Regions from separate parts of the Homo sapiens genome. Here region 2 is linked to region 1. Evidence: read pairs that join two places in POLR2A ChIA-PET (ENCODE). Cell type or tissue: PC-9. All regions are shown on one strand. Links, peaks and the distances in the headings refer to the core of each region. The heading gives the core; the rest is flanking DNA.

Region 1 (8,326 bases), core at 170-8,169:
ACACGTCTCTATGCACGCACTTGCACGGCTGTACTTACCAGGCCTTCCAGACACGTCTCCATGCACGCACGTGTGCGGCTGTACTTACCTGTCCTTCCAGACACGTCTCCATGCACGCACGTGCGCGGCTGTACTTGCCTGTCCTTCCAGACACCCAGACACGTCTCCATGCATGCACGTGCATGGCTGTACTTACCTGTCCTTCCAGACACATCTCCATGCCCGCACGTGCGCGGCTGTACTTACCAGGCCTTCCAGACACGTCTCCATGCACGCACGTGCGCGGCTGTACTTACCTGTCCTTCCAGACACGTCTCCATGCATGCACTTGCACGGCTGTACTTACCAGGCCTTCCAGACACGTCTCCATGCACGCACATGCGCGGCTGTACTTACCTGTCCTTCCAGACACGTCTCCATGCACGCACGTGCGCGGCTGGACTTACCTGTCCTTCCAGACACCCAGACACGTCTCCATGCACGCACGTGCGCGGCTGGACTTACCTGTCCTTCCAGACACCCAGACACGTCTCCATGCACGCACGTGCGCGGCTGGACTTACCTGTCCTTCCAGACACCCAGACACGTCTCCATGCACGCACGTGCGCGGCTGGACTTACCTGTCCTTCCAGACGCGTCTCCATACACGCACGTGCGCGGCTGTACTTACCTGTCCTTCCAGACGTGTCTCCATGCACGCACGTGCGCGGCTGTACTTACCTGTCCTTCCAGACACCCAGACACGTCTCCATGCACGCACGTGCGCGGCTGGACTCACCTGTCCTTCCAGACACGTCTCCATGCCCGCACGTGCGCGGCTGGACTCACCTGTCCTTCCAGACACGTCTCCATGCACGCACGTGCGCGGCTGTACTTACCTGTCCTTCCAGACACGTCTCCATGCACGCACGTGCACGGCTGTACTTACCTGTCCTTCCAGACACCCAGACACGTCTCCATGCACGCACGTGCGCGGCTGGACTTACCTGTCCTTCCAGACGTGTCTCCATGCACGCACGTGCGCGGCTGTACTTGCCTGTCCTTCCAGACACCCAGACACGTCTCCATGCACGCATGTGCGCGGCTGTACTTACCTGTCCTTCCAGACACGTCTCCATGCCCGCACGTGCGCGGCTGTACTTACCAGGCCTTCCAGACACGTCTCCATGCACGCACGTGCGCGGCTGTACTTACCTGTCCTTCCAGACACGTCTCCATGCACGCACTTGCACGGCTGTACTTACCAGGCCTTCCAGACACGTCTCCATGCACGCACGTGCGCGGCTGTACTCACCTGTCCTTCCAGACACGTCTCCATGCACGCACGTGCGCGGCTGTACTTACCTGTCCTTCCAGACACCCAGACACGTCTCCATGCACGCACGTGCGCGGCTGTACTTACCTGTCCTTCCAGACACCCAGACACGTCTCCATGCACGCACGTGCGCGGCTGTACTTACCTGTCCTTCCAGACACCCAGACACGTCTCCATGCACGCACGTGCGCGGCTGTACTTACCTGTCCTTCCAGACGCGTCTCCATACACGCACGTGCGCGGCTGTACTTACCTGTCCTTCCAGACGTGTCTCCATGCACGCACGTGCGCGGCTGTACTTACCTGTCCTTCCAGACACCCAGACACGTCTCCATGCACGCACGTGCGCGGCTGGACTCACCTGTCCTTCCAGACACGTCTCCATGCCCGCACGTGCGCGGCTGGACTCACCTGTCCTTCCAGACACGTCTCCATGCACGCACGTGCGCGGCTGTACTTACCTGTCCTTCCAGACACGTCTCCATGCACGCACGTGCACGGCTGTACTTACCTGTCCTTCCAGACACCCAGACACGTCTCCATGCACGCACATGCGCGGCTGGACTTACCTGTCCTTCCAGACGTGTCTCCATGCACGCACGTGCGCGGCTGTACTTGCCTGTCCTTCCAGACACCCAGACACGTCTCCATGCACGCATGTGCGCGGCTGTACTTACCTGTCCTTCCAGACACGTCTCCATGCCCGCACGTGCGCGGCTGTACTTACCAGGCCTTCCAGACACGTCTCCATGCACGCACGTGCGCGGCTGTACTTACCTGTCCTTCCAGACACGTCTCCATGCACGCACTTGCACGGCTGTACTTACCAGGCCTTCCAGACACGTCTCCATGCACGCACGTGCGCGGCTGTACTTACCTGTCCTTCCAGACACATCTCCATGCACGCACGTGTGCGGCTGTACTTACCTGTCCTTCCAGACACCCAGACACGTCTCCATGCACGCACGTGCGCGGCTGGACTTACCTGTCCTTCCAGACACCCAGACACGTCAACATGCACGCACGTGCGCGGCTAGACTTACCTGTCCTTCCAGATACCCAGACACGTCTCCATGCACGCACGTGCGTGGCTGGACTTACCTGTCCTTCCAGACACATCTCCATGCACATACATGCGCAGCTGGACTTAGCTGTGTTTTTTGTCACTTAGTATTGTTGTGGCACTTTTTCCACATCGGTCCTTAGATAGGGACTGCATCCTCCTTAATGTGATAAAGATGTTCCATAATTTAAAAAAAGTATTCTTTTGTGCAATTTGAGGTTGATTTAAATCGCGTTAGTTGAAAGCGTGTAGTTTCTGGCATTTTTTAAACATTAAAATAATTTACTTTTACAGCATATTATAATATTGATCTTTAAAAACAAAACTGGTTTATTTATTTTTTTAATTTTTCCATTATAATCTAAATATCATGATGGATTTTGAACGTCTCACCAATGAGCTTTTGGCAGTCGAATGTTATGTCACTTTTCTTTTCTTTGAATTTTCGTTTCCATTTCATTTCCCTCACAAAATTTTATCCTGTTAGCCTGGCTGTCGTATGCATTTGCAACAGAAATAGGGATGTAGATCGAAGCTGAAAAAATTTATGTTCCTAACCATAAGGCCCTAAGTGCTAAAAAAAAACAAAAAAACAAAAAAAAAAAAACCTTCTGGATTGAAGGTTCAATCCAGATTTGTTCAACTACAATGGTTGAACAGAAGAACGTGAATATGTCACCCACTTAGAACTAATTCTTGATAATAAAATACTAGGAATGTATTTTTGAAGAGCTGGATAGGGCTTTTTGGTTAATTATTGAATCAATGGATGATTATGTTTGACTGCTTAGATGAGACAGGATTCCATGTTGGTCCTGCTGTTTTTGGTTTTTATAACTCTGGGTGCTGGGAAACTTGGGTCCCATCGGTAATATGTGGGAGAGGAAGGAGTCCTTGGCTTCTTTGAGTTGTGTGCCAGGGGTCTCAGTGGTCTGTCCTCAGAAACTGTTTTTGATGATCTCTGTCTATTTTGTTGAAAGCAAAGATTGCAACCCAGCTGACTTACCAAGGGCTTTCTAGTCAGCCGGTGAGGTGCTGGTTTTGTCACGCCCGTGCTGGTGTTCAGGTGGCCCTGCGCTGGCTCCTGGGGTCTGTGCCCTAGGTGGATGGTGCATCCAGTGTGTTCAGAGCAGAGGTTGTTTTTTAGGTGGGAAAAGGGCTTTGTGGAAGGGAACACACACATTGAGATACTCGCTCAAGGAGAGTCATCTTTAGGCAACAGGACATTCTGGAAGGTGGGGATCTGGAGACTGCGTTGCTGAGAGCTGTTTGCATCCATGAGCCCCCCAGAAGCTGTGGGGCACCCGAGGGGCACATTATTCCAGTTGGGAGCTGGTTGTCTTAGAATATGATTTCCTTCACCTTAATAAGGATCTTCAAGGAAAAAAAAGGTATATTTGGTCAAATGACCTTGCCAAATGGTGGCCTGAATACATTTTACTCTATTAAAATTTCTTCTCAGACTGTCAGTGTGCCAGTGGCCACTGTGAATAGTCATTAGGGGACTGTTGGCTTCTCAGCAGCACCGTCCTTCTTCAGTTGCTCATGGGGGGAGAGAATAAATGCATGTGTGGACATGCTGTGAGCCTAGGATCCCGGGGACACCAGCCTTCCCACATGCTGTGAGCCTAGGATCCCGGGGCCACCAGTGTTCCATAGCCTCCACTTGGGGAACATACCAAGCTCGTGCAAGTCAGGTAGCCTCTCCAGTTCTACATCTCTGAGGAGCATAGGACTGTCACAGCCTGTAGGTGACTGTGGTGACCAAGCCAAAAGCCACCTGGGTTACTTTCCATACCTGACCTATAGGTCATTTGTCAGGTTTTGCTGTGTTAACGTTAGGTGTCACCAATAACAAGTAGAGGAATTTAAAAAATAATATTTTTGAATGAAATGGAGTTGATTATGCCTTTATTTTAGGAGAAAACCTGGTGGTCCTGTGATTTACTTGAGCATGGCGTGGTGCTGTGCTGGCACTCAATGTGGGGACAGTTACAGTGATACTAGGCTAGAATTTCCTATGTGCAGATCACAGAAAGGCAGGCTTCCCAGGTTGGTTTTTGGAGAGTGAAATCCAAGAATGGAGTTTTATTGTCAGGTGATAATCACGTTGTGTTTCTAGTGCTAGTTCTTTCTCTCCCCAGCCTTCCACAACAAAGCGGACCTTAGATATCCCTTGTGACCAGAAAGTGCTAAGGCTTAAAAACGCATGATTGAAAACTGTGGGTGAGTCTGTACTTTGAGATGAAGCTGTGTTAGCTGCCGCCTGTCTGAACACACTCGTGCTTCCTCCAGGGTGGCGCCAGGCTTGCTGGTTTCTGGGCCATGGTCTGTTCTTTTGTAGAATCTTTTCCTTCAAAGCAGAACCCTGAGCCCTTTGGTTGTAGCTCACACATGTTCCTGCAGGACCTGGAGGCAGCATGTGTGTCCTTCCATCCCAAGTCCAACGTGATGTTTGCCCCTTTCTTTCCAGGGCGCTACCGTTTTGGAATGATACCAACACTTACGTGGTTACGAACGTTAGATCTGTCCCATAGGAATGAGTTGGGATGGAGTGACTGAAAATGTCAAGCCAGTTCTCATGCAAGTGTGCCACCCTAGAAGCTTTATTAACTGGGTGCGATAACAGCTGGTGCGGTTGCAGTCTATTCTGTCACAAGTTCAGCATCCTCAGCCCAGCTGTCCTGTGCTATCCAGTTGTGCAGACAGATCACCAACAATTAGGAAAAGTTACGTTCTGCTAAAAACCCCATCTCCAGTTTATTCTTCCTTAGCATTTGGGGCTCCTTCCCCCTCAGGACGGGTCCCTGGGAGTGGACTATGTTGAATGACTCTTAGGCCTCCCCCTCAGTGCGGGTCCCTGGGAGTGGACTGTGTTGAATGACTCTTATGTGCTCTTACCATGAATGTTGTTGTTTTAAGGCCTTCTTTTTCTTTGTGATTCTTTTGTTCCCTAGCGTCGTCCCCCAGACTACAGTAATACTCAACAATGATCGGCAGAACGCCATTGTAGCCAAGATGGAAGACCCCTTGAGCAACAGGGCACCGGATTCCCTGGAAAATGTCATTAGCAAGTCAGTAGCACGGCACCAACCCCACCTTTCCCTGCCACTGTGCGGAGTCCCATGAGAATAAGTCAACGTCCCTAAGCCAGGGCACAGTCCAGCACACGCTTCATCTCTGTGGTCACAGGGTTGAGCCTGGCAGGCACCGCCCCAGCTCTCTGAGGTCGGGGAGGGCAGGCTGGGCGATGCTGAATGCTGAGTCCAGCCACACCAGGGGCAGCTGCCGCCGGGGACTTCTGTGTCTCGTGCTGGCCGGGGTTGTGGAGGGGGCTGGCTCTGTCTCCTCACAGCAGTCTGTGAAAGCGTTCATCCTCCCACCTAGCTCAGTGGTCCTCACGTCTGTCTGTGCAGAGCGTGTCAGGCAAACAGACGCCCTCTCCCACGGTTGCTAAGTGGTGCAGGCATGTTGAGTTTATGACTTTTTTCTTATACCTTTTTCTCTTGAGACATTTTGAATGGAACTTTGGTCAGAGGTGGGAGTGGACAGAAGACACCGTCCCCGCTCTGTGTGAGGGGAAGGCTGTGCAGTGGCCTCTGGCTGGCATCCAAGCCCTGCTGTCCCCAGGAGTGCCCCTGGGGCTGCGTGAACCCCTGAGGATGCTGTTGCTTTTTCTTTCCCATCTGTGTCTTCACAAAGTTCTATTTGCTTTTTCTCTCAGTCTCCTTTGTGGATTCCTCCTCCTCCAGCTTCGTCCCCTTTCTGTATTGTCTTAGCTCAGTTCTCCAGGGCCGCAGCTGTGGTCGCAAGGGTCTGATACGTGGGGTGAAGGGAGAGGAGTTGGTGATGGGCGGTGAGGAGGTGCCAGGGTCAGCTGTGCCTCAGGGGCTTTGCACTGAGGTCAGCCAGGCAGATGGCCAGTGTTGAGATCAGGTTCAGCGTGGACAGCGCTCTAGAGAATCCAGGCCAGAAAGTGCAGAGTGCAGCGCCCTCCTCTGGGTGCGGCCAGTGTTTTCAACACCCTTTTTTTTGACTTTGCATATAGAGAAATTGTGCTCCTTTCTCCTGCTGGTGCGTAGCAGTCCACGGTAGAGGATGTTGAAAGGGTCACTAAAAAAGGGAAGTAGTAAGTCTCTAAATCATCCTTTTTTTTGAGCACTTGTGGAGGTGGCCTCGCCCTGCTTTGCTAGCAGTGTTCTGTCCTTCCACATCAGCAGCCCTTGGGATGATGGCAGCTCCGATGGGATCTCAGTGGGTTTTTTAAGCCCCGTCAGGGTTTTTTGCCCGTGGGCGTACGTGGGAGTGCTGCTCGCATTGCGAGGGGGAGCCATCTCCAGCGAGCCCAGCAGCGTGGATCGAATTGACCCAGGCCTCTGGGCACAGTTTTCCTCATTTAGTCTTCCCTTTAACCTCGCCGGAAAAAAGACTCTTACCAGCATTTTATGGGATGACTACTGAACTCAGAAGGCAGCATGCTAGGCCTGAGTCCCAGTGAGTATGATTTTACTCCTTTTGTGATACAAACATTTTCTTTAAATGGTTAAGTTTTATTTTATACAGTTTCTTTCAGCCCCAGGCCATTTTCTCCCATGGAGTTTCTATTAATCTTGGTAGAGAGAGCAGTATGGGAAGGCTGTGTGATCCACTGGTCCACACAGAGTTAGATTTTGCGATAAGGAAAGCGCTGACCTTCGCGTGCTGCTTGCGGCTCTTACCACATCGGGCTGGTGTGTTTTTTTTCCCGTTTAGCGCTGTGCCTGGGCGTCGGCAGAACACCATTGTGGTGAAGGTGCCGGGCCAAGAAGACAGCCACCACGAGGACGGGGAGAGCGGCTCGGAGGCCAGCGACTCTGTGTCCAGCTGTGGGCAGGCGGGCAGTCAGAGCATCGGGAGCAACGTCACGCTCATCACCCTGAACTCGGAAGGTGCGTCCAGGGCGGCTTTCCTCGGCCAGAGCGCCAGTACAATTGTTTGTTTGTTTTGCCTTTTAGAAATTTTGTTGTTTTTTAAAGAAGTGATACAGTGGCCAGGCGCGGTGGCTCACGCCTGTAATCCCAGCACTTTGGGAGGCTGAGGCGGGCGGATCACCTGAAGTCGGGAGTTCGAGACCAGCCTGGCCAACATGGAGAAACCCTGTCTCTACTGAAAATACAAAATTAGCCGGGTGTGGTGGCAGGTGCCTGTAATCCCAGCTACTCGGGAGGCTGAGGCAGGAGAATCGCTTGAGCCTGGGAGGTGGAGGTTGCGGTGAACCGAGATCATGCCATTGCATCCAGCCTGGGCAATAGAGGAAACTCCATCTCAAAAAAAAAAAAAAAGTGATACAGTATAGGACAGGCTCAGTGGCTCACACCTGTAATTCCAGCACTTTGGGAGGCTGAGGCGGGTGGATCATGAGGTCAGGAGTTCAAGACCAGCCTGGCCAAAATGGTGAAACCCCATCTCTACTAAAACTACAAAAATTAGTTGGGCACGGTGACAGGTGCCTGTAATCCCAGCTACTTGGGAGGCTGAGGCGGGAGAATTGCTTGAACCTGGGTGGCAGAGGTTGCAGTGAGCTGAGATCGCACCACTGTACTCTAGCCTGGGCGTCAGAGACTCTGTCTCAAAAAAAAAAAAAAAAAAAAAAAGATAGTGATACAGTATAAACATGAAGATTAAAGGGAAAATAACTGTGATCCCACCATTCTGAGATCTCTAAACCTTTTGGGGTTTTTTGGTGCACATTTTATGATTTTATAACTCACTTCTTTCCCCTACACAGTAGAAATCTTTCCACGTTAGTGCAGATGGACAGAGTCATTTTTAGCCAGTTTTGCTTATTTCATCAGGTCTGGATGCTTTCCAGGGATGGCCCCCTCTAACCTTTCGTTATTGAAACTAGCATTGGCCTGCTGTGTTTTCATGTCTCTTGGATCAGTGTCTGGACGTGGGCTCTCAGAGGC
Region 2 (8,326 bases), core at 306-8,305, 310 kb after region 1:
AAGACTGGGTAATTTATAAAGGAAAGAAGTTTAATGAACTCACAGTTCCACATGGCTGTGGAGGCCTCACATTCATGGCAGAAGACAAAGGAAGAGCAAAGGCACATCTTACATGGCAGCTGGCAAAGAGAGAATGAAAACCAAGTGAAAGGGGTTTCCCAGTATAAACCCATCAGATCTCATGAGACTTCTTCAGTACCATGAGAACAGTATGGGGGAAACCACCCCCATGATTCAATTATCTCCCACCTGGTCCCTCCCACAACACAAGGGAATTATGGGAACTACAGTTCAAGATGAGATTTGGGTGGGGACACAGCCAAAGCCTATCAGTACGGTAGTTCTAATTCCCAGGAGGCTCAGCCTGTTCTCATGTGGTTATAGGTTGCTGGGATTTACCTTCTTGCACCAGCTTCTCAGGCCATTTGCCCATTTGTCTCTTGACGGGTTGGTCTGTAACTTACTCTTTTTGTTGTTTCTTTAATCCCCTGTTTCTGATATATAAGTTGCCAAATTTCTCCCCAATTCTTCACTTGCTCGTGTGCCTGTGTTTTGTTCATTTGTGTTGGCTTTAAGACCCTTATTTTATGTGGTCACATATACCCACCTCCTTTTAAGCTTCCTGTGTTTTGTTTCATTCTTCAAAAGGCCTTGCGCATGCTGAAATTATTTTGTTAGAAACATCTTTCATGATTTCTTCTAGTGCTTTTGTTTTTTTGCCCTTAAGTCTTTGATTTGAGGGAGAGACGCCATTTTTCCTTTGTCTAGGGGGTGAGCCAGCTGTGCCAAGACCATTTGAAATGCTGCCTTTACAACGCAGTCAATGCGTCTGCCTTGTTCCACTGATGGGTCCACCCATCTTCATACCAGCCCCAAACCGCATTTTACTACAGTAGCTTTGCAAGCCATGCTGGTGCGCCATGGACTCCACGCCTCCATGCCCTCACGAATTATTCTAGGATGGCCTGGATGTTTATTTTTCCATATGAACTTTAGACTCAACTTACTTAGTTCCAGAAATAATTGTTGGTATAGGAAAAAGGAGCTGATTGACTCTGCAGCCTGATCTAGGGATAACTGACATATTTGTTATTATCGTGGCTCCTGGTCAGGGTCACGGTCAGGGTCAGTGTTAGGGTCTTCCCTTGATTCGGGCATTTTGAGCATCCCTCCGCTGTGCCTCCAAGTTCCCTTCATGTGGCTGAGGCACATTTCCTAAGTTTTTTCTGAGATATCTTTTTGTTGCTGTTATAAATTTGATCTCTCATTATATTTTCTATCTAATTATATATGAGAAAGCTGTTGATATTTGAATATCTTACTCTAACCAGTCATCTTCATGAACTCTGTTCATTTTCCAGATATGTAATCATATCAACTAAAATGGTGATCATTTTCTCTGCTCTTTTTCAATTTTTATACCTTGTAATTCTTTCTCTAGTCCAATTGCATCCGCCCATCCCTCCAAAAAATGTTCAATCCTAGTGAATATCTCTGTCTTATTTCACTATCTGTAATTAAGACGATGCTGGTGTGGACTGTCTCTGTAATTAAGACGATGCTGGTGTGGGCTGTCTCTGTAATTAAGACAATGCTGGTGTGGACTATCTATCTCTGTAATTAAGACAATGATGGTGTGGACTCTATCTCTGTAATTAAGATGATGCTGGTGTGGACTGTCTGTGTGATTATGATAATGCTGGTGTGGACTCTCTCTGTAATTAAGACAATGCTGGTGTAGACTGTCATCTCTGTAATTCAGGCAGTGCTGGTGTGGACTGTCATCTCTGTAATTCAGGCAGTGCTGCTGTGGACTGTCATCTCTGTAATTCAGGCAGTGCTGCTGTGGACTGTCATCTCTGTAATTCAGGCAGTGCTGGTGTGGGCTGTCTCTGTAATTAAGATGATGCTGGTGTAGAATATCTCTGTGATTATGATGATGCTTGTGTGGACTGTCATCTCTGTAATTCAGGCAGTGCTGATGTGGGCTGTCTCTGTAATTAAGATGATGCTGGTGTGGAATATCTCTGTGATTATGATGATGCTGGTGTGGACTGTCATCTCTGTAATTCAGGCAGTGCTGGTGTGGGCTGTCTCTGTAATTAAGATGATGCTGGTGTAGAATATCTCTGTGATTATGATGATGCTGCTGTGGACTGTCATCTCTGTAATTCAGGCAGTGCTGGTGTGGACTGTCATCTCTGTAATTCAGGCAGTGCTGGTGTGGACTGTCATCTCTGTAATTCAGGCAGTGCTGGTGTGGGCTGTCTCTGTAATTAAGATGATGCTGGTGTAGAATATCTCTGTGATTATGATGATGCTGGTGTGGACTATCATCTCTGTAATTCAGGCAGTGCTGCTGTGGACTGTCATCTCTGTAATTCAGGCAGCGCTGGTGTGGGCTGTCTCTGTAATTAAGATGATGCTGGTGTAGAATATCTCTGTGATTATGATGATGCTGGTGTGGACTGTCATCTCTGTAATTCAGGCAGTGCTGGTGTGGACTGTCATCTCTGTAATTCAGGCAGTGCTGGTGTGGGCTGTCTCTGTAATTAAGATGATGCTGGTGTAGAATATCTCTGTGATTATGATGATGCTGGTGTGGACTGTCATCTCTGTAATTCAGGCAGTGCTGCTGTGGACTGTCATCTCTGTGATTCAGTCAGTGCTGGTGTGGACTGTCATCTCTGTAATTCAGGCAGTGCTGGTGTGGGCTGTCTCTGTAATTACGATGATGCTGGTGTGGAATATCTCTGTGATTATGATGATGCTGGTGTGGACTGTCATCTCTGTAATTCAGGCAGTGCTGGTGTGGGCTATCTCTGTAATTAAGATGATGCTGGTGTGGAATATCTCTGTGATTATGATGATGCTGGTGTGGACTGTCATCTCTGTAATTCAGGCAGTGCTGGTGTGGGCTGTCTCTGTAATTAAGATGATGCTGGTGTGGAATATCTCTGTGATTATGATGATGCTGGTGTGGACTGTCATCTCTGTAATTCAGGCAGTGCTGGTGTGGGCTGTCTCTGTAATTAAGATGATGCTGGTGTAGAATATCTCTGTGATTATGATGATGCTGGTGTGGACTATCATCTCTGTAATTATGCTGAGGAAGTGTCCTCCTCGATCTGACCTGGAGTTTTGAATGAGATATGATTTTCCTCTCTGACCCTAGATTATATTTTGGTGAGAGCCAGGGGCAGGAAGGTCTCCCCCGAGGGCCAGGGCTCCAGGGCAAGTCACCTAAGGTTGTGCGGCTTGGTTTTCCTCACTGTGAAACGGGCGCACGAGATCTGTGTGGTCGGAGTGTTGGTGCCCTCTGAGGTCCCTGGGGCAGGGGCTGGCACGGCACTGGCCCCAGACCTAGAAAGCAGGGCCACCATCCTGTGTGTCACTGTTGGGCCACACATGCACACAGACCCAGGAAGTGGGGGCCGTCATCTTCTCCATCGCTGCCAGGCCACGCACGCACACAACGCCTGGATGGACTCTGGCCTGACGCTCACCCTGGCACAGGGGGAGATGAAGCTTCTGTTTGTTCTTTGCAGAGCCCGCTGCCTCTGTTGGACCATTTTATCGCCATGGTGACCAAGGGCGTGGCCAGGTGACTTTGCAGAGGAGGGAGCAGGGCCCAGGAGCTCTCAGGCCTCCCTGTGACCCCAGAAGGAGGGTGGCCATCCTAGTCCAGGGCTGGGGAAGTGCACATCCGTGCGTCTGCCTGTGCAGAAGGTGGGGGAGGGAGGACCCTCACTCAGCCGATCAGCTTCTAAAGCCCCCAGGGTTCAAAGGACAGCCCTCGACCTCCTGGCCTGGGTTGGTTTCCAAGACAAGAGCAGGCCTGGGCTGGGGTCCTTGGAGGCCAAGGGGGTGGGAGACACGGAGCAGCGGCAGGAAGAGCAGCTGGTCCTCCAGGCCCTCCCCCTCCTGCTGAGTCACACACAGGGCCTCGCCCGCCCAGGCTGCCTGCTCCGGACGTTCCAGAGGAAACCTGGAAGTGCACAAGGCCCTGACCCCACCCCCGGCGCCTGCACCACTGAGGAAAGGCTGTGATCACGGCCATGCACCTGCAGCTCTGTAGGGCGGCACCTGGACCACGCGTCACCAGGGCACATGCTGCCACCACAGCCCCGGGTGGGCAGAGAGCAGGGCCGGCCGCCCCTCACTACTCGCCAGTCTGAAAGGCAGGAGCAGCTTCCCCCAGGTCCGTCCTCCTCACCGGAATCTCCGGGGCAGTTTTCATACGTTTTGAACAGTCCTAAGTCAGAACCCGCAGGGCTGGGTCCAGGAATCTGGACGTACCTTTTATACCTTGGGCGAGTGTGATCGCAGCTGCCAGCCCTGGTCTGCCCGCCAGCATCTGCCACCTTTAGGATGGGATGGTGCACCACGCTCGTGGGGCCAGACGCCAGCCTTGCATCCAGCTCACCTTGGCACGGCTCTTCCCACTTCTCTGCCCTGGGAGTAACACTCCTTCCGGGGTTTTCATGAGGGTGATGTGATCTGACATGCAGACACCCCGACGGTGGGCCTGGGCTCCCTGCTGCTCAGCCAGTGTGCGTCAGCTTGGCTGGTGAGCACTGAGTATAGGTGCTGTCTTTTTTTTTTTTTTTTTTTGAGACAGAGTCTCGTTCTGTCGCTCAGGCTGGAGTGCAGTGACACGATCTTGGCTCACTGCAACCTCCACCTCTGGGGTTCAAGCGATTCTCCTGCCTCAGCCTCCCGAGTGGCTGGGATTACAGGCGCCCGCCACCACGCCCAGCTAATTTTTGTGTTTTTAGTACAGACAGGGTTTCACCACGTTGGCCAGGCTGGTTTCAAACTCCTGACCTCAAGTGATCCACCCGCCTCAGCCTCCCAAAGTGCTGGGATTACAGGCGTGAGCCACTGCACCCAGCCTGGGTGCTGTCTCAGTGCCGCATTGCCCAGCATGCTGGGAACCTATCGAAGCTGGGGTCCTCCTTGAGAAGGATGCACCCCCACAGAAAACTCCAGATCCCACGCGCTCTCCAGCTCTAAACCCAGAACACCTGACCTCGGCATTCTCCCTCCCAACCCAGCTGGAAGGGGCAATGCTCCACCCAGATAATAAACTGTAGATGGTGGGGCTCTGGCAGAGAGAGGGGCCGGCCGGCCAGAGGCTTGAGGAGAGCGCCACATGGGCAGCCCCCACCCCAGTTTGATGGAATCCAACTGATCTCAGGGCTGAAGCCCTTTCCCCACATGCTGGCCTGGCCCTCAGCTGTCAGGCAGGGTGGGGAGCCGAAGCAGTTCCCAACTGCCTCTCCAGCGTGATGAACACCGACTCACATGCCAAAGCCTACTTCAGACACCCTCTTCTCCGTGGAGCCTCCTTCTGCCTTCTCCCCAGGGCAGATGCTCACAGCACCTCACCTGTTCCATTCTTCTGCGGGTGAAACGTGGTCCTAGGGGGACCCTGTGCATTTTCACCTTTGCACGCTGGCCAGGGGCAGGGTGGAGCCTCGGAACCTGGCTGGTGAAGGTTGGAAGAGTTTCGCATCCTCTGAAAACAGAGGTAGGGCCACGGGCCTGTGGTCCAGGAGACCCTTCCCTGGGAGGGGTCTCTCCTGGCATTCTCCCGACCTGGTGCAGATGTAGTCTCCATCGTGCTGAGGCTTGGGTGTTGGGGTTGAGGGGCAGTGCCCGCCGGCAGCCGCCCTGCACAGCTCTCTGGCCGGTGCAGAGGCCTTCTCTTTCCTCACTCTGGCTTCCAGCCACAACTGTCCTCTCAACCACAGGAAGTCCATGTGCAGCTTCCCAGACGCCTTTCCCTTGACCGTGACTTGAGTCCCCAGGAACTTACAGGAACCTTCCAGAAATTCCCTCTTTATCTCCCAAATCCCATCTGGTTCTGTTTAAGGATTCACCATACTTCCTCCTGCTCTCTGCGCCGCTGAACCGGGCCTGTCTCAGAGCTCGGTGTCATCTTTCTCCCTGGGACAGGGGTGAACCTAGGTCTTGAGGGTGATGGTGGGGTGAGGTCCCCGTGCCTTGGCACTCAGAGCATGGCCTTTCCTCCTGCTTCCTCCTCCTGGCCCCAGCCCTGTCCTCTGCTGTCCTTTAATGACAAGTTACTTTTATTGCCACAGAATCTGCCACTGTCCCCATGAGGAGAGGGACCTGCGATCCCTGCCCGTGGCTTGGGCCTCTCAGGTTTGGACAGCCGGTGGCAGCTCCACCCTCTCAGCCCTTCTCTCCCAGATCTTCGGGCCCAGCCTGGGCTGGAGGGAGGCCGCTGGTTCTCCAGGGCGCGTTCCATGGAGCTGCGGCTGTGGCTGTGGGTATACCAACTGCAAAGCCCCCAGTGGGCCCGGGTCTGTTACATTCGGCAGGGGCTGCCCTTTTTAGCCTGGCCCCCTCCAGCCCAGCCTCCTCCTGGAGACGCTGCCCCCCCTTCCTCCTCTCCATGCTCTGTGCCCATTCGGTAAGCGGGGAAGAGCCAGCGGTGTCCTCTGCCCCAGCTGCATCTCAGGATCAGGGGAGGAGCTGGCGGTGTCCTCTGCCCCAGCTGCATCTCAGGATCAGGCAATTCTCCCCCCAGCCCTTTAGCAAGTCAGGGAGACGCGGTGGCCCCTGCCTGCCAAGGGCAGGAGTGGGGTGGGGGATCAAGAAGGGGACCATTTTCTGGGTTCTGTTGCTCATGAAGTAAGAACTCCTGGCGTGTCCCACACCTGGGCTGCCTCCCTCCCTGGCCTGTGCCGTGGGGAGAGGACAGAGCTCAGCCACGGCTGGCTGCTCTGCCAAGGGAGGAGTCTGAGATCTTGGAGCTCGGAGGAGGGGATGCTCCCTTGGAAAGCATGCGAGGGAGGGAGTCTGTGCAGAAGGACCACTGCCAAATCCCGAACAGCGCGTGCAAGGGGGAGAAGCCCCAGCGTCCAGACGGCCATCATGCAAACAGCTTGGCCCTCACGTGGTGACCGTCCTCACCAGGGCAGCAGCATCTTCAGATGTCAGCTGTATGACACCCAGAGATAAACTTGCTTTTGTTTGGGAGCCCAAAAGTCTCATTACCTGGGGGTCAGGACCAGACGGGGCACCCCAGGGCTTTCCTAGCAGGTCATTTTGTATTGCCAGCTGGGGTCAAGAGGGCCTTGGCCACCAGGCTGGGGCAGGATGGGACTCTGCCTCAGGCTTCCGATGCATGCCTTCCCATGACCGGCCACTGTCCTGCGGATTCTGGATTTGGGGTTCGGGCTCCTCACAGACAGATGGAAGAGGGTCTGGGTGTCTGGCTGCCCACACTGTCCCCCTTGGCCTCACCTCCGAGGGGGCCTTGCAGGTGGCCGAGACCTGGACACCTGCCTTTCTGAGGTTCTTCCTCACCAGTGTCGCCTAAACAAATGCACTCAGGCCCCTGACTGAGCCGAAGGGGGCTCCTCGTCTGCAGGGCCAGGAGACTTTCTTGGGCGGAGCCACACAGGAGGTGCAAGGATTGGGCCCCGGGAGGAGGGGGCTGCTCCCCCAGGGAGGAGGAGGCAGTCCGAGGCCTCGGAAGGTGGGGGCCCTCCTGAACAGAGTGAGCACAGGCCCTGCTGATGCGCCCGGGTCCTGCCAATGATCCCTTTTCCATGTGCAGCGCCTCTCAGAGGGGAAGCAGCGGGGCCACTCCCCAGGCTGCCCTCCTAGGGCCTCAGGTAGCCCCCTTGGCTCCCTGCCACCCTTCTCCTCCCCATCCACCATTTCCAGCCCTCCCTAGGAAGCCCCGTCTGTGGGTCGTGCAAACTCGACGCCTTGGGTTTGTGGATGCTGCAGGGAGAATAACAGGACACGCTGAGTGGTCAGGAGCCGGCCCCCAGGCCTCCCTGCAGCCCAGCTTCGCAGCTAGAGGACTCCCCTGCCCTACAGGTGGGACCCTGACTCTGGTGGAGACCAAGCTGCTGGGTGAGGAGCTGGGCCTCAGGCCCCTATCTTCCAAGGAAAGGTTTTCTCCAGTCTCCAAAGCCAGAATGGTGGGCTCCTGACCCTCATGTGGGGTCAGTGAGGGTTTCCTCCCATCTGGCATCTCCCCGGCCTGAAGCCTGACTCCTCGCCACACAGGCCATGATAACAGGCACCCCCCAAATGTCCAACAGCGGGGGATAATTCAAAGCATGGCCAGGCCTCCACTCATGGAGCATTATGCAGCCATTCAAAAGCAGGTGGGACATTTACAGAGCACGGGGGAAGCTGCTTGCCGTGGCAGAAGTTAAACAGGCTGAGTGCCTTGCACGTGTTTACTAAGTGATAATTCCACCCAATTTATATAATCCTAGGGAGACTCGGGGTTTTAAATGTCATCTTCAGAATGTTCCTGCTGATTACACTGCCC

The links. Peaks named below come from ENCODE experiments on the same cell type or tissue, not always from the same donor. Only the 100,000 strongest peaks of a DNase experiment are listed, where the experiment ranks them.
Region 2: POLR2A ChIA-PET joins it to region 1 with 10 read pairs; 2 of 35 experiments call an interaction of 5 or more read pairs at or near these places.

What each region holds. Positions count from the first base shown.
Region 1 is chr16:87,998,960-88,007,285 of GRCh38, forward strand. BANP (BTG3 associated nuclear protein) reads left to right here. Exons shown (of 14, transcript NM_001386991.1): 5 at 5,336-5,452; 6 at 7,131-7,306. Among named protein-coding and RNA genes, the nearest start is that of BANP, 52 kb to the left of the region's middle. RefSeq lists enhancers at 958-1,812, 1,813-2,666, 6,592-7,137, 7,138-7,681. In PC-9, for the core only: no CTCF peak of the experiment used is centred there; no DNase peak of the experiment used is centred there.
Region 2 is chr16:88,311,951-88,320,276 of GRCh38, forward strand. It overlaps a transcript of ZNF469 not described here. Among named protein-coding and RNA genes, the nearest start is that of ZNF469, 67 kb to the right of the region's middle. RefSeq lists an enhancer at 3,833-4,127. In PC-9, for the core only: no CTCF peak of the experiment used is centred there; a DNase peak (open chromatin) is centred at 4,001; H3K4me3 peaks cover 907 bases; H3K27ac peaks cover 1,007 bases.